Regions from separate parts of the Homo sapiens genome. Here region 1 is linked to region 2. A link is a loop called in an ENCODE intact Hi-C map of the cell type or tissue named here. Cell type or tissue: Panc1. All regions are shown on one strand. Links, peaks and the distances in the headings refer to the core of each region. The heading gives the core; the rest is flanking DNA. Region 1 has its middle 61 kb from the start of ZNF431. Region 2 holds the start of LOC105372321 (a long non-coding RNA gene).

Evidence for each region. A loop is a pair of places that touch in the nucleus more often than their neighbours do. Peaks named below come from ENCODE experiments on the same cell type or tissue, not always from the same donor. Only the 100,000 strongest peaks of a DNase experiment are listed, where the experiment ranks them.
Region 1: a loop joins it to region 2, with 4 times the contacts of the local background. A loop is called at or near these places in 7 of 110 quality-filtered maps.

What each region holds. Positions count from the first base shown.
Region 1 is chr19:21,197,576-21,209,452 of GRCh38, reverse strand. No RefSeq gene overlaps it. Among named protein-coding and RNA genes, the nearest start is that of ZNF431, 61 kb to the right of the region's middle. In Panc1, for the core only: CTCF peaks have their summits at 6,149 and 6,391 (motif pointing left); a DNase peak (open chromatin) is centred at 6,392.
Region 2 is chr19:21,457,557-21,469,433 of GRCh38, reverse strand. LOC105372321 (a long non-coding RNA gene) reads left to right here and starts at 5,530. Exons shown (of 4, transcript NR_187817.1): 1 at 5,530-5,690. RefSeq lists enhancers at 5,315-6,213, 8,524-9,023. In Panc1, for the core only: no CTCF peak of the experiment used is centred there; a DNase peak (open chromatin) is centred at 5,453; H3K4me3 peaks cover 1,627 bases; H3K27ac peaks cover 983 bases.

The sequences.
Region 1 (11,877 bases), core at 1,571-9,570, 260 kb after region 2:
CTCTACTCTCATGAAACTTTCAGTGTAACTTCATAAAATCATCACGCATTCCTGAGAAGTGGATACCTCTGAATTTTCCTATAAACCTCCTAACCTGGCTGGGCACAGTAGCTCATGCCTGTAATCCCAGCACTTTGGGAGGCTGAGGGAGGCAGATAACCTAAGGTCAGGAGTTCAAGACCAGCCTGATGATCATGGAGATACCCCATCTCTACTAAAAATACAAAATTAGCCAGGTGTGGTGGCATATGCCTGTAATACCAGCTACTCGGGAGGCTGAGGCAGGAGAATCACTTGAACCCAGGAGGCATAGGTTACAGTGAGCTGAGATTGTGCCATTGCACTTGAGCCTGGGCAACAAGAGTGAAATTCCATCTCAAACAAACAAACAAACAAAAAACAACCTCCTAACCCAAAAGTGACCAGTATCTGAATTTCATATTGTCGTTTATTTTAAGCAATTTTTTTTTGACAGAGTCTTGCTCAGTTGCCAGGCTGGAGTGCAGTGGCATGATCTCAGCTCACTGCAACCTCCATCTTCTGGGTTCAAGCAATTCTCCTGCTTCAGCCTCCCGAGTAGCTGGGACTACAGGCATGCAACACCATGTCCAGCTAATTTTTGTAATTTTAGTAGAGACGGGGTTTCACCATGCTGGCCAGACGGTCTCGATCTCTTGACCTTGTGATTCACCCACCTTGGCCTCCCAAAGTGCTGGGATTACAGGCGTGAGCCATGGTGCCTGGCCTACTTTATGCAATTTTATCTATAAACAATATACGTTTCAGTGTTGCTTGTTTTTTGACTTTAGATCAATTCTACAAGTTTTCATCTGTGACTTGCTTTTTTATTTACAATTGTTTCTATTTTTCCATGTTGCTTTGCATAGCTATAGTTGTCCATTTTTACTGCCGCAGTGTGAATATACATCAATTTATAAACGAATTCTACTGCCAGTGGTTATTTGTGAATTCCAATTACTTTATTTTTATCAACTCTTGGAATTACTAGACATATTTTTTGACAAAATGGAGAATCAGAAAAGTATATAATTTAGAGTTTTAATTAGCATTTCCATAGTCACTAAATAAATTGGTATTTTTCAGAGGTTAATTGGTCATATGTGTTTTAAGATGTGCCATCTGTCCATTTTTAATGTATTTCATTTCTTTGTATATTAATACATATTCTGTAGTGCATATTTTCTAAATACTAATTTTTGTAATATGTGTTTTTTACATATTTTTTCTTGGTTATGATTTGCCTTTCCACCATCTTTATTCAAACATGTTTTTCTAAGTTCTTGATAATCAAAAGTTTTTAAAATTTCATCTAATTTATAAATATGTTTATGCAAGTTTTTATATTGTGCCATGTTTAAGAAATTGCTTTACACCCACAGTTATCACAACAATATTATCTTGTATTTTCTCCTAAAAGTTTTAAATTCTGAATCTATGTGAAAAATTGTCGTGTCAGTTGCTGTGTGGGAATCCAATCTATCCAGGTAGAACCAATTGTTTAGGTACTAGATTATTGACTTGTTATACTTTAAAGTATAGTTGTAAAACTGATCTCATTTTAATGCATTGGCTGGGACCATAAATCCAATGTTTAATAAAAATCTTGACAGTAGCATCCTTATAATATTTATGATCTCAATAGTTTATCATGCACATTTGCTGTAGTTTATTTTAGATACCTTCTATATTAAGGCACGTTGGCTCATGCCTGCAATCCCAGCACTTTGGGAGGATGAGGCAGGTGGATCACGAGGTCAAGAGATTGAGAACATCCTAGCCAACATGGCAAAACCCCATCTTTACTAAAAATACAAAAATTAGTTGGGCGTGGTGGCATGCACCTGTAATCCCAGCTACTTTGGAGGCTGAGGCAGGAGAATTGCTTGAACCTGGGAGGCAGAGGTAGCAGTGAGCCGAGATTGTGCCACTGCACTCCAGCCTGGGTTACAGAGCAAGACTCCATCTCAAAAAAAAAATAATAAAAATATTTAAACATGATATTGTTTTAAACAATTTTATGTTATTAAATTTAAAAATTTAGATAAAATTATTTTTCCAGAAAAGTATGTGTCAAAAAGTGACTGAAGAAGAAATAAAAAAGGATAAATAAAAAATCAAAAAGGTATGTTTTTAATTTCACACAAAATATCCATACATTATAAAAGAACAGCTTGATGAATGTTTACACAATGCATATACCAGGAACCCAGCATGCAGTGATGGAAGAGTGTGAACAACCTGGGCACTCCCCCTGTTTTTGGAACAGGAATTAAAAGAAATTAAAGAGTGTGTAAGCAGAAACTCAGTTGTATGTAAGAAAACCCAATTCCTCCTGAGAAACAGAAAGAGCTGGAGTCCTTTAAAAATTAACTGCCTGTTTTTCAGTGGTTAGTGAGCCTTATCTCTCCTCCTTTCCCAAGCATTGTGAAGACCCTGATTCCCTTGCTGTGCAGCTGCAAGGTCACTAGACAGACAAACTCAAGTCACAAAACATGTTTCTCCTTGAAAAGTAAGAAATGATGTAATGCATACCTCAATTGAATAACTGGCTTTGTTTCTCACTTCTGTAGTATGCTTCCCTCTGCAGAGATCTCCCCCCACCCCACTAAATGCTTAAAAGGTAACTTAACTCTTTGTTCAGGGCTCAGTCCTTTGGATGTTAATCCGACGGCTGGTGCACCTAAATAATTAATGAATATCCTCCTGAACCCCAATGGTCTCTCTGATTCCTTAAAAATCCCACTACATTTCTTGGGGGTGGGGGGCTTGCCTGGGGTTGGAGATGACAGATTTACTGTCTCCTTTGCCTGTGAGACTAGAGCTCTGGGGCTAGGAGAGACCCAGCATCCAAGGCACACCACAGGGGAGCTTCAACTGGATAGAAACCAGCTCTCCCCATATTCTGACACCCTGCCTGGCAGTGCAATGGAACTGGGAATGGGGCTGCAGGATGATACCAGCACTTCAGGAACTGCAGTAAAGAGAAAGTGCCCAAGGCAGCAAAGCCCATCCCATGAGGATGAAGGGGAGCTTGATCACCTCCCGGAGAATGAACACTAATCCAACCCAGAGTGGCTGGGGGCATCAGGAGTGGCTTGCCAATTTGGATGCACCTCAAGTCCCCACTAACACTGGAACTGGAAAAAAATGAGGAAATGGGCCAATAGAGCAGCAAGTGCAGCAAGGTAGAGCTTGCTGGCAGGGTGGCAAGAGTGGCTTGCCACCCCAACTGGGAGTGTTGAGGGTGCACGTGAACATACCCAGGACATGAGAGAGGCTCACCCAGGACATGAGACAGGCTAGTTTCATCCAGTGAGGAATCTTGGGGCAGGGGAGGTGTGTGAAAGTGTGTGAAAGAGATGGTCTCAGGAGAGGCCAGTGCGGGGAGTGACATGGGGAGGCAGAGATCCCTTAGCATGGGCTGTGTGCTCTGACATGAGTGCAGGGGACATCAGACCTAGGATGCTGCATACGGCTGAAAGGACCAGCTTCACAGCTGCAGCAGGCTGTGACAGGGGAAGGCATGTTCCTGACTAAGCAGCATCCAAAACTCTCATAATAGGACCTGGTCTGGTGGACCTGTGAGTGAAAGTGAGAGTGAAAGTGCACTGCAAGGGAGGAAATGAGAGGGAAAGCATTGAAACCAACTCCTTTGGAGTGCATGATAAAGAATTTTAAAAAAGGATTTAGAGGTGATTATGGGATGAAACTTGTTGCTCAAAGGTTAAGGACATACTGTGAGATAGATGGGCCTGCTTTCAATATGGGGTGGCCCTCTAAAGGTACAATAGACAGGGAATTAATTGGCCGTGTGTTTAAGGTGGTCACTGGAGTTGCAGGACAACCAGGATACCCAGACCAGTTTCCCTATATAGACTCTTGGCTCAATGTGGTGCAAACTCGCCCCAAGTGGTGACAGCCCTGCCTAGAGGGATATTGCAAGGCATTAGTGGCTCAGGCAGCACAACCAAAGTAAAACAGAGAAACCTAAAGCTTCTAGTGTCTCCTAGGAAAAGGAATCCCCAAAGCCTCAGCTGAAACCAGTTCTTCAGGTCCCACCTGAGGAAAGGGAATGTCCACCCCCATATGTGCCAGTCTACCCATCTTTGGCCAGAGTAAGGCAGGAGGCAGAGTCAGGAGCATCTGGAGAGTCGGATTCAGAGGAAAGTGAGGCTCAGTCTCCCCCACCCAGAGAAAAAGAAGCCCCTATTAGATAAAAACAGGGAAGATGGACAGGGTGAGGCAGCTAGGTGCCTCCACTAAGGCCTACCATGGGCTTTGCAGATGCCAATTCAAGAGACAAGGACACAAGTTTATGATGACCAGGGGCAGATACAAGGTAACCCTAGGCTTTATGTTTATCAGCCTTTCTCCACTACTGATCTCTTAAATTGGAAACAGCATACCCCTCCTGTACAGAAAAGCCTCAGGCTCTCATTGATTTGGTGAATGCTTTTATTATAACACATAACCTGACCTGGCCGGATTGTCAACAGCTTTTGCTAACTTTATTTAATACAGAGAAGTGTAGGAGAGTTAATCAGGCAGCTCTCAGCTGGTTAGAAGGGGAAGCCCCAGAGGCCATCCCTAACCCATGCCAGTTTGCCTTGGAGCGTTACCCAAATGAGGACCCTAACTGGGACCCAAATGAGGCAAGGGACATGGAATGGCTGCGGCTATATAGAAAGGCACTCCTGAATGGGATAAAAGCAGGAGGAAGGCAGGCAATGAATATGAGTAAAATGTCAGAAATGCGCCAAAAGCCTGATGAAAGCCCAAGTGCATTCTTTGAAAGGCTTTGTGAGGCATATAGGCTGTACACTCCAATTATTCCAAAGGCTCCTGAAAACCAACACATGATAAATATGACCTTTGTCAGGCAAGCACAGGGAGACATAAGACAAAAGCTTCAGCAGCTGGAAGGCTTTGCAGGGAAAAATACTAGTGAACTCCTGGAAATAGCAAACAAAGTATACATAAACTGGGAAGAAGAGGCAGAGAGAAAGGAAGAAAGAAAAACCAGAAACAGAAATAAAGACACGGTTCAATTTACAGCTGCTTCACTAGCAGAAAGTAAACCTGGATTTGCTAGAGGGCGTGGTCAAAGCAGAGGCTGAGGAAGAGGGCAGACATGACTGGGAGAGGAAAGCCTGTCCCCTTTGGACAGGAACCAATGTGCAAAGTGCAGGCAAATAGGCCACTGGAAAGATGAGTGTCCCAAAAAGGCAAAGGATGGAGATGATGGTCAATAGTCTAACACCCGAGTGCGGCGTTCTGTTGCTAGTAATGGTGCCTCAAAGGCAGATCCTGATCTGATTGGCTTAGCAGGGGCCAAGAATTTTGAGGACTGAGAGACCGCGTTCCATCTTTTTAGGCCCTGGGGTCGGGGGGTGGCTATGGTTTCTATGGAAATAGGGGGCTGATCAATGGATTTTTTGGTCAACACTAGAGCTGATTTCTCTGTGGTAACTCACCCAATTAGCCCCCCCACAAAGAACTGTGCTACTATTGTAAGGGCTACTGGGGCCAAAGAAAAGGGACCTTTTTGCAAATCCAGGAGATGTGTTATTGGAGGACAAGAAGTGCAGCATGAGTTTCTATATATGCCAAATTGTCCAGTGCCCTTGTTGGGGAGAGACTTACTCCAGAAACTATACAGGCACAAATTTCCTTTACACCTAATGGGAATATGACCCTGGAGGTAGGGAAGCCAAAGGCAATGGTATTGACTCTAGCTCTCCTAATAGCTGAGGAATGGCGGCTCTATGAACTGTGTACCAGGAGGCTGCTGGAGCTGGACCTACACAATACGTGGGGAATGCTTTTCAAGGTACCAGGTGTATGGGCTGAGGACAACCCCCCCGGACTTGTTCTAAACAGACCCCCGGTGGTAGTAGAGCTTAACCCTCATGCTACCCTGGTATGAGTCCGTTAATACCCATTACCCAGAGAGGCAACTGAAGGCATAACAAAACATGTAAATCAGCTCTATGAACATGAGATTATAGTGAAATACAAGTCCTCTTGGAATACTCCTCTGCTGCCCGTGCTCAAGCCAAATGGTGAATACAGGCCAGTGTAGGACCTCCAGGTGGTAAACAAGACCACTGCCACTATCCATGCCACAGTACCCAACCCATACACAATGTTGTGACATATTCCTGCTGAGGCCGCGGGGTTCACATGTCTGGACTTAAAGGATGCTTTCTTTTGCTTGAGGCTTGTTCCCCAAAGTCAGCCTATATTTGCCTTCCAGTGGGGGCAATCGCAGTATACCCGGAGAAGGCTGCCACAAGGGTTTAAGAATTCTCCCACTATCTTCAAGGAGGCTTTGGCTACCGACCTTGAGGCTATTGCGCCGTCTAGTGACAATTCTGTGCTATTACAATACATTGATGACTTGCTATTAACTGCCCCTAAGAGGGAGGAATGCCTCCAAGGAACAGAGAGGCTTCGACCTGCTGTGTGAAGCTGGTTATAAAGTGTTCAAGGACAAGGCAGAAGTCTGTTTTTGGGAGGTTGCATATCTAGGATTCATAGTATCCCAAGGCCAATGCAGGCTTGGAAGTGCACGCAAGGAGGCTGTATGTGCATTGTCCACCCAGTTACAAGGCGGCAGCAGGTCAGGGAATTTCTAGGGGTGGTGAGATTTTGCCGAATCTGGATTTCAAACTTCTCCCTTATAGCAAGGCCCTTACATGAGGCTACCAGAGGTAGGGAAAGAGAGCCCCTCCTATGGGAAAAGGAACAAGAAAAGACCTTCAAGGATATAAAGGAAGCTCTCATCCAGGCCTCAGTATGTGGGTTGCCAGATGTAAGAAAAACCCTTCTTTTGTATGTGGATGAACGAAAGGGAATGGCAGTCGGAGTCTTAACTCAGTTGTTGGGCTCTTTACATTGGCTGGTAGCATACTTATCCAAAAGACTGGACTAGGTGGCCTTAGGTTGGCACCACTGCCTCAGGGCATTGGCAGCTACTGCAATCCTCATAGAAGATGCCAACAAGCTAGCCCTAGGACAGAAGTTAAAAATTGGGGTGCCACATGCTGTAGTCTCCTTAATGGACCAAAGAGGACATCGTTGCCTGTCCAACTTTAGAATGCTAAAGTGTCAAAGTTTTCTGTGTAAAATTTCCAGATAACACTACAGACTGTAAATTTCTTGAACCCAGCTACCCTGCTGCCTGTGGAGGAGCCCACTTTGAAGAATGGTGGGTTGCCTCACTGCTGGCAGGACCTTCCCCACTGTTGCACTGTATTCAGTGGACAAAATGTTCTCGAGCTAGGAAGAACTAAGGGATACCCCCTTGGAGAGCCCAGATGTTGAATACTTCACTGATGGTAGCAGTTTCATAACAAATGGGGTGCGATATGCAGGGTATACAGTAGTGACCCAACGCTCGGTGGTCGAGGCTCAAGCCTTAACTTCTGGGACTTCTGCTCAGAAGGCTGAATTAATAATAGCATTATCCAGAGCACTGTTATTGGCCAAGGGGAAAAAGTAAACATATATACTGACTCAAACTGTGCTTTTGCAACCCTGCACACCCATGGGGCAATATACAATAGAGAGGACTTCTGACTACTGAAGGAAAAGAAATACAAAATAAAGAGGAAATTTTGCAATTATTAGAAGCCATATGGGCTCCAGAGAAGGTGGCTCTCATTCATTGCAAAGGACACCAAATTAGGAAAAGCTATGAGGCACAGGGCAACAGGAGGGCAGACCAAGAAGTTAGGTGGGCAGCAATGAGCAAGGTTTTACCTGAAGAAATAACTCTAGCAATGCCTCTCTTTGTAGAGCCCCCTTTGCCAGAGGTACCCAATTACTCTTCAATTGAAAAAGCTTGGTTTGGCCAGGAAACAGGAAAATATATTAAAGGTGGATGGTGGCTGTTCTCTGATGGGAGGCTAGCTGTCCCAGAGACAATAGCCCCAAGGTTTGTGAAGCAGATCCATCAAGGAACACATGCTGGAAGCACGGCCCTAGAGACTTTGATAGGTCAACACTTCTATGTGCCACGGCTCTCTGCCATCACCCGTGCTGTTTGCGAACAATGTCTATCCTGCGAACAATATCTAATCCAAAACAAGGACCTACTCGACCCCCAGAAATTCAGGAAATGGGAGCTGTGCCTTGTGAGAACCTGCTTGTAGACCTTACCGAGTTGCCTTGAGCAGGAGGTTACTGGTATATGCTAGTGTTTGTTTCACCTTCTCGGGGTGAGTTGAGGCCTTCCCCATCAGAACTGAAAAGGCACAAGAGGTGACAAAGGTGCTACTAAAAGACATCAATATCAAGGTTTGGGTTGCCTTTAACCCTAGGATCAGACAATGGTCCTGCATTTGCGGCAGAAGTAGTACAACAGTTGACTCAACTTTTAAAGATCAAATGGAAATTGCACACAGCCTACTGACCAAAGAGTTCAGAGAAGGTGGAACGGATGAATCAGACACTCAAACAGCTACTAAAAAATTTTGCCAGTAAACTCACTTATGATGGGATCAGGTCTTGCCCATGGTCCTCCTCCAGGTGAGGTGTACACCTACAAAACAAACTGGGTACTTGCCCTATGAAATATTGTTCAGAAGGCCACCCGCAATCATTAATCAAATTAGAGGGCATTTAAAGGAGTTAGGAGAGCTAACCCTTAGAACACAGATGCAGGCTTGAGGAGTGGCAATGCAGGAGGTAAAAGGCTGGGTAAGGGAAAGGATACTTATAAGTCTAAGAGATGTAGTGCATCCACATAAGCCAGGAGACTCTGTCTGGGTTAAAAGGTGGAATCCAACAACCCTGGGGCCCTTATGGGATGGGCCCCATATTGTAATTATGTCTACTCCCACTGCTGTTAAAGTCGCAGGTGTCACACCTTCGATTCACCATAGCCAGCCGAAACCAGTGGCAGCAGTGACTCCTGACAATGACCAATGAATTAGCCAACAAGACACAGATCACCCCGCCTGAATAGTCCTACGGCGAAACGCAACCACCAGTAAGAAGGACAACTGCCCTGCTCTGATCACAGTGGAAGCTGGTCAGTCTACGCGTGGCTGAAGCTTGAGGATCCTGCAAGCTCTACTCTAGTCACATCCCAGAAGCTGACTAGTCTATGCACAGCTGAAGCTAAGAGGACCATCTCCAGATAAGTAAATGTGGATACAATTTATAAGCCTAGTTATAATTCTGTCAATACTGATTGTTCTGTTGTTATGTTATTACAGCAAATATCTATGCCCAGAGGAAGGTTTGCCATGCACATGTGTAGTATAAGCATGTTTCTATTACATACACTGATGTTGTTACCATTTCTGCCTATACTAAAAGGGGAGAAATCTCTAGAAGGATGCTCACACTGTGTACATACTACCTGGGTAACGAATACCATAGTTAAAACTCTACTGTACCATACCTACTATGAATGTACAGGAACCAAGTTAGGAACCTGCACATACAACCAGACCACCTATTCAGTCTGTGACCCAGGAAATAATCAGCTATATTTATGTTATGACCCTAAGCTCTTACCCTATGAATTCTGGTTTGAGGTACATATTAAATCAGAGGGAGAAAAAGAAGGAGAGCTTATAGCTTGAACCAAAGAAGCCCCTCCCTCCTATAAAGAGCCTATTTCCTTGTACTTTGATGCCTGCCATGCTGCATATGTTCAAATCCTAAAAAAAACAGAAGGAGTCTGCAGTGGTTTGACACAAGAGAGGCTTAGCAGCAGTCCTAAACATCTGTATGGAGAACCACAAATCAGATGCTCAGACTGTAACATTCCATGGTCTACACAAATACAGCTCCAACACCTTTATTCAGGAAGGACTGCTCTGCTAAGTGGTATGTCAAACAAACCAGATTGTAAGACAAGAACATGCAATCCTTTAAATTTTACTGTCTTAAAGCCAGAGCTACCTTTTTGTTCTACAGGACAGACAGCACTATTATGAGTTCATAGAAAAAGAGCAGGCCTTGGAATTCCACTACTAATTGTCAAAAAGACTAGATGGACTCAAATGCATCCAACCTCACAATTCCAGGCCCATAAGTCATTCTATAAGCATTTTGATCAGACAGTGCCTGAGTTTCCCCCATCAACAAAACACTTATTTGCTCAACTAGCTGAAAACATAGCTGGCAGCTTAGGAATTTCCTCATGCTGTGTATGTGGAGGAAATAATATGGGGGACTAGTGGCCATGGGAGGCAAAATAATTAATACCATAAGATAACTTCACTTCGCTTAACCCTGCCAGTGAACCAACAGCCTTTGCCAGTGTCTGGTTGTTAAAAACCTCCATAATTGGAAGGTATTGTATCGCTCAATGGGGAAAGGCTTTCACAGAGGCAGTAGGAGAAACAACCTGCCTAGGGCAACAGTATTATGATGAGACTAAAAACAAAACTATGAAGAAACACCCAGACTGACTCCTACTTACCAGATCCAAACCCTTTCTCTTGATTGTCTACTATAAGCCACTCTTGGCATCAGCTAGAGGCTGCAAATGCTTGAAAGGCACCCTCTGGCCTGTATTGGATCTGTGGAGCACAGGCATATCAGCTACTGCTAGCTAAATGGACAGGGGCATGTGTGTTAGGAACAGTCAAGCCATCCTTCTAATTCCTCTAAAGCAACAGGAACTCTTAGGATATCCAGTTTATGATAAAAATAAAGGAAGAACTAGAAGAAGCATAATCACAAAAATAGACACAAATATCAAAAACGATGTGGACATAGGAAACTGGAAAGAAAATGAATGGCCTGAATCACGAAATATTATGGGCCAGCTACCTGGGCGCAAGATGGGTCACAGGGGTACCACAACCCAATCTATATGCTCAACCTCATCATAAGGTTGCAGGCAGTCCTAGAAATTATAACCAATGAAACATCAAGGGCACTAGATTTATTGGCAATACAAGCAAAACAAATGAGAAATGCTATATATCATAATAGATTGGCTTTAGATTACCTCTTAGCCTCAGAAGGAGGAGTATGTGGAAAATTTAATTGAACCAACTGTTGCCTAGAAATTGATGATAATGACCAAGCGGTCATGGAAATCATAGCTACAATGCGCAGGCTGGCCCATGTTCCAGTTCAGACTTGGTCTGGATGGTCCCCAGATTCCTTGTTTGGAGGATGGTTCTCAACCTTTGGAGGATTCAAAATCCTCATTGGTGGGTTCTTGCTTATTCTTGGCGTCTGCCTCATCCTCCCTTGCCTTTTACCCCTGTTTATTATGAGTATTCAGTCAACTATAGAGGCAATAGTAACCCGACACACTACCGTGCAGTTGATGGTATTAACAAAATATCAGCCGCTACCAGAAGGAGCAGCTCAGCTCTGTGAGAAGGTGGCAAATAGTGGTGCTTTCTATTAACACCTCTGTTATAAAAATGCACCAAAGTGGGGAACGGAACAGGAATTAAAAGAAATTAGAGTGTATAAGCAGAAACTCAGTTGTATGTAACAAAACCCATTTCCCTCAGAGAAAGAGAAAGAGCTGGAGTCCTTTAAGAATTAACTGCCTGTTTTTCTGTGGCTAGTGAGCCTTATCTCTTCTCCTTTCCCAAGCATTGTGAAGACTCTCTTTCCCTAGCTGTGCAGCTGCAAGGTCACTAGACAGATAAACTCAAGTTGCAAAACATGTTTCTCCTTGAAAAGTAAGAAATGATGTAATGCATGTCTCAATTGAATAACTGTCTTTGTTTCTTGCTTCTGTAGTACGCTTCTCCATGCACAGATCTCCCCTTGCCCCACAAAATGCTTAAAAGGTAACTTAACTCTTTGTTTAGGGCTCAGTCCATCAGATGTTAATCTGACTGGGCCGGTGCACCTAAATAATTAATA
Region 2 (11,877 bases), core at 1,595-9,594:
GGGAGGCTGGGCAGGCGGATCACGAGGTCAGGAGATCGAGACCATCCTGGCTAACACAGTGAAACCCCGTCTCTACTAAAAATACAAAAAAAAAAAAAAAAATTAGCCGGGCGTGGTGGCAGGCACCTGTAGTCCCAGCTACTGGGGAGGCTGAGGCAGGAGAATGGCGTGAACCCAAGGAGGCAGAGCTTGCAGTGAGCTGAGATCACGCCATTGCACTCCAGCCTGGGCACAGAGCAAGACTCCGTCTCCAAAAAAAAAAAAAAACAAAAAACCAAAAACAAGATATCTAGGCAAACCATATTCATAGGTATCTTTTTGCAAAATCCCAGGCAGAAGCCCCAGTCAGACACAGCTCCCTCAGGCTCACAGGGTGGCAACCTCCTTCTCCATGTTAGGGCTCTGACAGTAGGCAAGAGAAGTAGCACCGGCAGGTGGGGACAGAGAGCAGCCTGGGCCTATAGGGTCCCTAACTACCCCCAGAGCTAGTCTCCGTTTAAGGGGCTGTGTGGCCAGGACCAGGTAGGAAGCTGGGCTCAACAGAGCGGTGACAACCACTCCTGTATCTTTAACATTCCCCCGGGATTCATGATTCAGCTCTGGTTCTCCCCAGGCCCCAAACCTACTCTACCCTCAGTGTGTGTTAGGGAGGTCTGGTTAAGACAGGGAGAATAATACATTCAGATTGTAGCCTCCAAGGTATTCCCATCTGGGGTGCAGGGAGTAGGGAGGCAAGTCAGAGCCTGTGGTGTTGCCTTTTTGCTGGTACTGAGGGCAGGCAGGCCAGGCCTAGGCACATGGATGTCTGGGGGACCACCACTGCTGACTCCCTCCCTGTCACCCAGAGTTACAATCAGGCCAGGCCAATCACAATTATAATCACTGCAGTTCTCATCCTGCCACAAAACTAAAGTGTACCCAAAACCCTAGCCCTACCACAGGTCTCTGACTTTCCATCCCAGAACACAAGGAGGCCCTCGATCTTTTTTACTTAAAGCCTGAACTTCAAACCAGGTTGGGTCTGGGGGTAGTGGCAGCAAAAGCAGCAGCCATAATATGAAGCATACAAATGACTCGAGAAATCCCATCTGCATGTCATTCACTCGGAACTGACCTGGAGTTGTGTACAAGTTAAGAAGGACAGATCTATACACTCATTGGCATGGACACATTCTACAGTTGCTGGGAAGAATGAGGGACCTGAGAGGCACCTTTTTCCCAGCTGCAAGCTGATGTCCACATACACCATTCACATGTCTTCATTTATGCCTCTGCATTGTATATTCATTGAGCCAATGCAAACACATCTCCTGGGGGGGGCATCATTCAATGCAGCACCAGCCCCCACTTGTCCTGGGGGGCAGTCAGTAGGGATCTGGTCAGCTCATAATCTCCTAGGACAATGGTGCTGCCCCCTTTCCAGCACTCACATCCAGCAGCACCATCTTGGGATGGTTTTCATCAAACATGAACAGCGTGAGGTAGCAGGCATGGTGTGACAGGCTCAGGGCCATGGACAGCTGGCTGCTGGGGAAGCAGCATAGGGCAGGGGCATCTGTGGGTGGCACCATGACAAGCCCCTACCCCCACACAGCCCCTACCCCCACACAGCCTGAGTCCAAATGCCATTCAAATCTTCCTGGGTGGTATTGGGGTGCTCGATGTCCATTTCTCACCTGCTCATTAGCACTGCCTTGTGTTGGTTACTCAGGACCTGGGGAGAGGGGTGGGGGCTGTTGATCCAGGATGGGCAACACCTCACACCCAGAGTCCACGTGGCTGCAGGCCAGCAAGCAAGCCCAAGTGGCTCAGCTCTAGACACTGAGCCTCGGCACCTCTGGCTTGCACTTTCTATTTATACTTTGCACAAAGGCAACAGAAGGAGGTCAACATCAGCTGTTGTGACATGGAACTCTATGCGCCACGGAGACCTTCTAAAAATGTTGTCTTAAGTCCTTTTCTTTCTAATAAAATCTATACAAATACACACATGCAAGCCTGAAACTACTATAAATGAAATATTAAGTGTTTTAAAACCCATAAACAAACAAACACAAAAACAGCCACTTTGAGGAGAGAGTGGGACCCTAAAGCAGCTGACCCCCCAAAAGCCCCACCAAGCCTTAGGACAGGACAGGCAGCCTGAACACTACAAGGCCACATGGTGGTTACAGAGGATGACAGCTCCCACAGGTACTTGTCAGGCACTGTGGTAGCTTCTCACTCAGAGTCTCAGAACGCCTCCTCACCAATACCCTGTGAGGGGAGGTCCCGCCTCACTAGAGCACAGGAGTTTCCTGAACTCTCCCAAGGAAATGGTTAACAAAGGGTGGAACTAGGGGAAGCCCAGACAAAACAAGTGACTCCCCAGTGTCTCCCTAGACTCCATCCACTCCTCCACATGGGGCCCGGAGGGGAAGTGAACAGCCTCTTAACTCCCTCGATAGGGTTCCAGTCCTGCAGGCCTGGACTCTCCCATTTCCTGCTACCATAGAGGGTGACAATGAAACTCCAGACTCCTCATTTGCCATCCCTCATTTGCCAGGCCAGGTCCAAAGACGTTTGATGACACAGCCCAGAGGGTGCTCGAGGCCCACCTCAGCATAGTCACCGGTAATGTAGTGGGGAGGAGCAAGGAGGTGCTCAGGGCCTCAGTGATGAGCTCACAGCCCTCCTTTAGGAGGCCTGCAGAGCACACTCCCAGGGAGCAGTGCTCAGATGGGCAGACAGGCCAACCAGCACCGAGGACTCAGAACCCCTCCTTGCCCCACCTGCCGCCCGGCCACATGAGGCTCTGTCCCACTTTCAGGGCTTCTGCACAGGCCAGTCCCCACTGCTTCTGTGGCGAGATATCAGAGTTGAAGTGAATGTTGAAGTGAGTGCTGAAGGCCATGCAGCTGATGGAGCTTACTGCCTTGCACACACTGTAAATCACCTCCTGGCTCCAAGGGTCTGCTGTGGAAGAGACACAGCCTGATGGGATGTAGCCCCACTCCACCACCAGTGGGGCTTGGCTGTCCTGAGCTGCAGCCCGCAGCTCCTTGCAGAGATGTCTACCTGCTTCTCTCTGGAGCTGGGGCATGAGCCATCCCTGGCAAGGACCGGCTGCCAGGACAGGCTGGGAACTCTCCCCCAGCATCCTCAGGAGCCCCACCTGTGCTGGCATCTGCGCTGGTGATTTCCATAATAAGATTATGGAAGATTTTTAAAGCAACTTTCCCCCCTCATTTCTCTATCTTAATAACAGCACTGATAACTTCTAAGCCCCAGCAGGCTGAAAGTGTAAGACAAATGAGCTCCTGCCTAAGAAGGGCCATAATTGGGCAGTGTGTGCTCAGGAGGGCACCCCATGGTTGTTAGTGGAGGGTGGGAAGCTGGATGGCCCTGGCCACTCAGTCCAGTGGAAAGGAGGGCCCTCTCCTTCCAGGAAATCAAAGTCTCAAAGAGACCAGAATAAGTGCTTGACCAGCCTGCCAGGAAGCAGAAGGCTAGATGGCCTTGCAGGCAACCCCAGGCAGCCTTTAGGGTGCCTGATAGGGCTGAGCTCATTCCAGCTTTCCTTGCTTTCATTCCGTCTACAAGAAAACCTGCCTGCTGGCTGGGCATGGTGGCTCATGCCTGTAATCCCAGCACTTTGGGAGGCCGTGGCAGGTGGATCACAAGGTCAGGAGTTCAAGACCAGCCTGGCCAAGATGGTGAAACCCTTTCTCTACTAAAAATACAAAAATTGCCAGGCGCAGTGGCAGGTGCCTGTAATCCCAGCTACTCGGGAGGCTGAGGCAGGAGAATCACTTGAACCCGGGAAGCGGAGGTTGCAGTGAGCTGAGATCGCACCATTGCACTCCAGCCTGGGCAACAGAGCGAGAGTCCATCTAAAAAAAATAAATTAATTAAAAATTTAAAAAAGTTTTTATATCTTTGATATTTCGCTCATTATTTCTAAATCTCATTTAGTTGTCTATTTGTGTTTTATTTTTGTTCATTGAGCATTCTAAGATGATGATGATTATTATTTATTTATTTATTTTGAGATGGAAGTCTCGCTCTGTCGCCCAGGCTGGAGTGCGGTGGTGCGATCTGGGCTCACTGCAAGCTCCACCTCCCAGGTTCACGCCATTCTCCTGCCTCACCCTCCAAGTAGCTGGGACTACAGGCGCCTGCCACCACACCCGGCTAATTTTTTGTATTTTTTTTCAGTAGAGACGAGGTTTCACCATATTAGTCAGGATGGTCTCGATCTCCTGACCTCGTGATCTGCCCACCTTGGCCTCCCAAAGTGCTGGAATTACAGGCGTGAGCCACCACGCCCGGCCTATTATTTTGTATTTTTAGTAGAGACCAGGTTTCACCACATTGGCCAGGCTGGTCTCGAACTCCTGACCTTGTGATCCACCTGCCTCAGCCTCCCAAAGTGCTGGGATTACAGGCATGAGCCACCGTGCCCGGCCAAATATTTTGAATTCTTTATCAGATATGCAAAAACTTCATTTCTTAAGATTCAATTTCTGGATATTATTTTGCTCCTTCAAGTGGGACATATTTCCTGTCTTTTCTCTATGCCCTGTGATTTTTTTTTTTAAGTGATATCTGAGGATTTATACAACAGCCATCTAATCCAGCATTTAAAGACCGGCTTAGTAAAGGGGAGATACTGACAGTAATCAGCCAGGCTATGAATGCTGGGTGTTTCACATTCTCAGATACGTTTTCTCTGAAGTTGTGTGTGTGTTTAAGTTAAAGAGTTTTTTTTCTTTTTCTTTTTTTTTTTTTTTTTGAGAGAAGTCTCACTCTTGTCCCCCAGGCTTGAGTGCAATGGCTCGATCTCGGCTCACTGCAACCTCCGCCTCCCGGGTTCAAACGATTCTCCTGCTTCTGCCTCCCAAGTAGCTGGGATTAAGGCGCCTGCCACCACGCCTGGCTAATTTTTGTATTTTTAGTAGAGACGGGGTTTCACCATGTTGGCCAGGCTGGTGTCGAACTCCCGACCTCAGGTGATCTGCCCGCCTCGGTCTCCCAAAGTGCCGGAATTACAGGCGTGAGCCACCATGCCCCGCCTTTTTCTTATTTCTTTTTGAGATTCTATAAACTTTTTTTCTTCTTGGTGCCACCACTCCCGGCCCTGTTTTTCTTTTAAAATCCCAGGTTGCCTACTCAAAAGACTAAAGGCCAGAAAGCTTATGAAATGTTAAATTTTAAAATAATTGTTATTATAGTGTTTCCATTTGTGAACAACATATATGTGTGTATGAATAAAATTTATAAATGGACATAACCTTATACACAAGATTTAAAATAACCCCTGGGCACATGTGGGCCCAACCCAGAGATAGCCCTTCCTGAAATGACTGGAGCCAAGAGCCTGTCACGCTCGCGGTATTCAGTGCAAGGTCTGATCGCGTCTTCTGTCACTCAAGGCCTGAGGGCGCGGAGCCTGGAGCTCTATCCATTAAGGGCGCTGGGGTGGGAACTGTCCAATCAGGTTCACAGTCAGAGAGGAAGGGGTGGCTCCCGGTACCTGGCGGGGCCTTTGTCTCTTGCTCCAGCCAGAGCTCGAGGTTAGCTCTTCACTGCCCTGTGTCTTCTTTCCAAGGGTCTCGGTGATTCGGCCACAGCCTCAGCCTCCATCACGCGGTGAACTGATGGTGCTGGAAGATTCATAGACTCCAGGACATTCCTGAAGCCGAGAAAAGGTGAGTGTGCGGGGCAGGGCGTTTGGAGACGGGGGAGGCCTCTTTGGGACGCGCCAGAAATGGCGGTGGCGGGACGGTCTTGTGAGCCTGAGTGCCCCGCAGCTCAGCCCTCACTCTCCTCCGGTGCAGGGACCCCGGGGCGTCCTTTACCGTTTCAGCACAGCGGCTTTAGCCCCAGCCTGTAGCCCTCTTTGCGCAGCTCTGCGCCCGCAGCCCGTCATCTTCCCCAGGTTGTGAGGTCATCAGGGAAAGACTCCGACTGGTTGTGCGGGTCTCCTGCGTGGAAGGAGCTGCGGTCTGTGGGGTCCCCAGTTCCTACTTTACCCTGTTCAAAAATAAACTGAAGCACCATTAGAGAGTTAATATGGCCGGGCGCGGTGGTTCACGCCTGTAATCCCAACACTTTGGGAGGCCGAGGTGGGCGGATTACCTGAGGTCGGGAGTTCCTGACCGGCCTGACCAACATGGAGAAACCCGGTCTCTACTAAAAGTACAAAAAAAATTAGCCAGGCGTGGCATGCCTGTAATCTCAGCTCCTCGGGAGGCTGAGGCAGGAGAATCGCTTGAATACGGGAGGCGGAGGCTGCAATGAGCCAAGATCGCTCCACTGAGCTCCAGCCTGGGCGACAGAGCGAGACTCCGTCTCAAAAAAAAAAAAAAAAAAAAAAAAAAAAAAGACTTAGTATGCACAAACAGTGATTAATCAATGGGACAGTCCCCAGACATGGTTTGTGGGGGCTTTTGTTTTGTTTTGAGATGGGAGTTTCGCTGTTGTTGCGCAGGCTGGAGCGCAATGGCACGATCTAGGCTCACCGCAACCTCCGCCTCCCGAGTTCAAGCGATTCTCCTGCTTCAGCCTCCTACTTAGCTGGGATTGCAGGCATGCGCCACCACGCTCGGCTACTTTTGATTTTTAGTAGAGACGGGGGTTTCTCCATGTTGGTCAGGGTGGTCTCGAACTCCCAACCTCAGATGATCCGCCTGCCTGGGCCACCCAAAGTGTTGGGATTACAGGCGTGAGCCACTGCGCCCGACGTTTGTGGTTTTGGGGCTACCAGAGGGTCTTGAAGAAAAGGCTTCTATAAGGTGTGTGATGAAGCAAAGCAAATTAATCGATTGGGTACAGTTAGGTAGTCCATTTGCAGTGTCCAGGAGAAAATTCTTTCGTTATGTAATCAGATTAATTGGAGATTTGTGGTTGATTAAACCTGAATTTTGTTTTCTCTTAAGGTAGTAACTTACAAAAAATACATTTGAGCTAGATTTTATTGTTGTTGTTGTTGTTACATAGGAACCTAGACCACTAACGCCACTTCAGTCCAAATATTGCTATTTAATTATTTTGACTTTAATCAGACGCACTGGTGTCACCCTGTATTTTCCACATGTGTGGCAAGCAGGGTCTCAAATCCACTACTCTGTCCTGTTCAGCCTTGCCAGTAAAATCCTTGCCAGGCTTGCAGTAAAATCTTAAATTCCCAGTTTCTTTCCAACATTCCCCAAAGCCAACTTCTCCCCTTCAATTCACAACATTATCAACTATTTTTGTCCTTTATTGTACATTTCAGAAACAGTATTTTAATTAATCACTTTGTCACAGAGCACTGGATGACACTTTTAAAAATACTTGTTTTCTATTTGTAAATATTTTACATGAGAGAAAGGTAAAAAATAATCCCCTTACATTCCACTGTCAAAAATTTTCCCGCTTTTTCTCCTTTTATCTTCCACAGGCACAAATGCCTTGCCCAGACATCTTTGAATTGAGGTTTTCCTTTGGAAACTTTATTGGGCCATGTGTCCTCAACCACACTCTAGTCTTTTTCTAGTTTTAGAATTGTCTTTAGTCTTTCTTTTTTTTTTGAGATGCAGTCTCACTCAGTCACCCAGGCTGGAGTGCAGTGACACAATCTTGGCTCACCGCAACCTCTACTTCCCGGATTCAAACAATTCTCTGCCTCAGCCTCCCAAGTAGCTGGGATTACAGGCGCCTGCCACCAAACCCAGCTAATTTTTGTATTTTTAGTAGAGATGAGGTTTCACCATCTTGGCCAGGCTGGTCTTGAACTCTTGACCTCATGATCCACCTGCCTCAGCCTCCCAAAGTGCTGGATTACAGGCGTGAGCCACCAGGCCCGGGCTAGTCTTTCTTAAGTGCTTTCTTTTATATTAGATACTTTCCATGTAATATTTAGATTTCTATAGTGATTGTTCATGTTTTTAAAGTTACTAACTTGTTTCTCTAGGCCTTATAATATACATCTTAACTTACCAGAATCTGCTTCATATTTATATTAATTCAGCTGGTCGCGGTGGCTCACGCCTGTAATCCCAGCACTTTGGGAGGCCGAGGCGGGCGGATCACGAGGTCAGGAGATCAAGACCATCCTGGCTAGCACAGTGAAACCCTGTCTCTACTAAAAATACAGAAAATAAGCCGGGTGTGTTGGTAGGTGCTTGTAGTCTCAGCTGCTCTGGAGGCTGAGGCAGGAGAATGGCATGAACCCGGGAGGCGGAGTTTGCAGTGAGGTGAGATTGCGCCACTGCACTGCAGCTTGTGGGACACAGTGAGACTACGTTTCAAAAAATAAAAAATAAAAACATATTTATATTAATTCCAATGAGATATAAAATATTACCTCTATATGGTTATTTCCCATGATTTAGACTGACTTTTCTATCAAAATTCATATGGTAAGCCATAACCTCCAATGTGATTCTATTTGAAAACAACAATTTTAGAAAGTGATTAAGGTTAAGTAAGTTTATATGAGTTGGATGGAAAAGCCATAGGCACTCAATGCCAGCTTGTGAAAGCAGCTGCAGGGGCTGTACTCTGCAGATTACAGGGGTGGAGCTGCCTAAGGCCTTGGGAGCTCACCCCTTGCATCATGGTGGCCTAGATATGAGACATGGAGTTGAAGGGAATTATTTTAGAGCTTTAACATTTAATGACTGCCCTTCTGGGTTTTGGAGTTGCATAAGACCTGGAGCTCATTTGCTTTGGCCAATTTCTCCCTTTTGGAACAGGAGAATTTACCCAATGCCTGCATAACCATTGTATCTTGGAAGTGACTAAGTCGTTTTTGATTTTACAGGCTCATAGGTGGAAGAGAATTGCCTTGTCTTAGATAGAATTTGGACTGGACTTTTAAGTTTATGCTGAAATGAGTTAAGAATTTGGGGGAGCAGGCCAGGCACCGTGGCTCACTCGTATAATCCCAGCACTTTGGGAGGCTGAGGCAGGCGGATCACTTGAGGTCGGGAGTTCGCGACCAGCCTGGCCAAAATGATGAAACCCTGTCTCTACTAAAAATACAAAAATTAGCCAGGCATGGTGGTGGGTGCCTGTAATCCCAGCTACTTGGGAGGCTGAGGCAGGAGAATTGCTTGAACCTGGGAAGTGGAGGTTGTGTTGAGCCGAGATCATGCCATTGCACTACAGCTTGGGTGACAAAGTGAGACTCTGTCTTTAAAAAAAAAAAAAAAAAAAAGATTTTGAGGGACTGTTGAAAATGGATGATTGTGTTTTGAAATGTGACTAGGAGGCTGGGCATGGTGGCTCACACCTGTAATCCCAGGATTTTGGGAGGGTGAGGTGGGTGGATCACCTGAGGTCAGGCATTCAAGACCAGCCTGACCAACATGGCCAAACCCCATCTCTACTAAATACAAAAAATTAGCCAAGCATGGTGGCACATGCCTGTAATCCCAGCTACTTGAAAGGCTGAGGTGGGAGAATTGCTGGAACTCGGGAGGTGGAAGTTGCAGTGAGCAGAGATTGTACCACTGCACTCCAGCCTGGGCAACAGAGTCAGACTCCATCTTAAAAAAAAAAAAAGAAATGTGACTAGGACATGAGGTTTGTTGTGAGGGCCAGGAGCAGAATGATGTGGTTTGACTCTGAATCCCCACCCAAATCTCATGTCAAATTGTAATTGTATTAATACAGGTAGGGGTCTAGTTGTATTACCCATATGATTAGCCTTAAACTTTTTTTTTTTTTTTTTTTTTTTTTTGAGACGGAGTCTCGCTCTGTCCCCCAGGCTGGAGTGCAGTGGCACGATCTCGGCTCACTGCAAGCTCCGCCTCCCCGGCTCACGCCATTCTCCTGCCTCAGCCTCCGGAGTAGCTGGGACTACAGTTGCCCGCCACCATACCTGGCTAATTTTTTTGTATTTTTAGTAGAGACGGGGTTTCACTGTGTTAGCCAGGATGGTCTCGAGCTCCTGACCTCATGATCCGCCCGCCTCGGCCTCCCAAAGTGCTGGGATTACAGGCATGAGCCACCGCTCCTAGCCTTAAACTTTATTTTTAAAACAACAAAAAAAGCCAATTTTGAATGATTTAGTTATTTTGCTTTTTTTTTAGTTTTGAGAACCTCTAGCATATTTATAATATTTTAAGATTAAATTTATGATATACTATATGAAATAATGAAAATATTTTGTAATAATATCACTAGTATCATTTTGTCTTATTTTGTTATAAAAATACCTAATAGATTATTTTTTCTGGTCATCACAAAACTATTTGAAAATGTCATATTTGCCATTTATCAAATCTTCATAGAGTTAATAAAACTTTATCTGAATGGGCCGGGCAATGTGGCTCACGCCTGTAATCCCAGCAGTTTGGGAGGCTGAGGCAGGTGGATTACCTGTGGTTGGGAGTTTGAGACCAGCATGGCCAATATGGTGAAACCCCATCTCTAATAAAGATACAAAAATTAGCTGAGCGTGATGGCATGTGCCTGTAGTCCCAGCTACTCGGGAGGCTGAGAGAAGGGAATTACCTGAGCTGGGGAGGTGGAGGTTGCAGTGAGCCAAGATGGCACCACTGCACTCCAGCCTGGGTGACAGAGTGAAACTCCATCTCAAAATAAATAAATAAATAAATAAACTTTATCTGAATGGGGACTTGTAATATTTATTATACTTGTTCATATTGTTTTAAAATAAATTAATTCAGTTTTATTATTTCATTTTGTAAAAGTTCTAAACTGGCCAGGCATGGTGGCTCACACGTGTAATCCCAGCACTTTGGGAGGCCGAGACCAGTGGCTCACTTAAGGTCAGGAGTTCCAGACTAGCCTGGCCAACATCTACTAAAAATACAGATCAGCTGGGTGTGGTGGCAGGTGCCGGTAATCCCAGCTACTTGGGAGGCTGAGGCAGGAGAATCACTTGAACCTGGGAGGTGGAGGTTGCAGTGAGCTGAGATCACGCCACTGTACTCCAGCCTGGGCAACAGAGTGAGGCTCCATCTCAAAACAAAACAAAACACCAATACATGCAGTGTATTAGTAAAGTGATTAGTGATTTCTATATAATTACTAAGTCGTTATTTATAAAATAATATTCTGTGTTCAACTAAAGCAGAAATTGAAAGGAGAAAAACCTAAGTTCCTCCCTGTACTGGGTTGACTCACTCCAAGGGCCTGCGAGGACTAAGATAATGTTATCTGCAAAGCCAGGCAGAGCCCAGAAGGAATGGACTCCAGGAACAGGGATGAGAATAACAAGTTCTTATCAGCTTCCCTCTCTTGAGATTCCTTCCCAGACCAGCATTTCTTTGCTCTGCTCTCATAACTATTTTTTAACTATTTCTGTAAGTTTGTAAAGATTTTGTAAGTTCCTATTTTCCATCAGTGCAACACTGCGAAGGTCACAAGACATACCTGAGCAAACCTAAGATAGTTACCATCTGCTGAGAGTCTGATGATCAGCCCAGCAGAGGTCACTAGATATGTTTGAGTCACATACCTTTCACTGTTTGATTAACTGCCTTCGTTCTGCTTCTGTAGGATGCTAAGCCCGCCCCTGAGTTTCATGCCACTGCATGCTTAAAAGCCAAGCCTCATCTTTGTTTGGGGCTCAGCCTTTTGGATTTGAATCCACTGAGCCAGTGGCCACCTTAATGAAATTCTCCTGTCTCACCCATTGGTCTCTCCAGTCTCCTGAATCCCACAACACAACTATTGCTTTTCTTTTTCTTTTTTTGAGACAGTCTCACTATGTCACCCAGGTTGGAGTGCAGTGGCACGATCTTGGCTCGCTGCAACCTCTGCCTCCCAGGTTCAAACAATTCTCCTGCCTTGGCCTCCTAAGTAGCTGGGACTACAGGCACATACTACCATGCTCGACTAATTTTTTTGTGTTTGTTTTGGTTTTTTTTGAGATGGAGT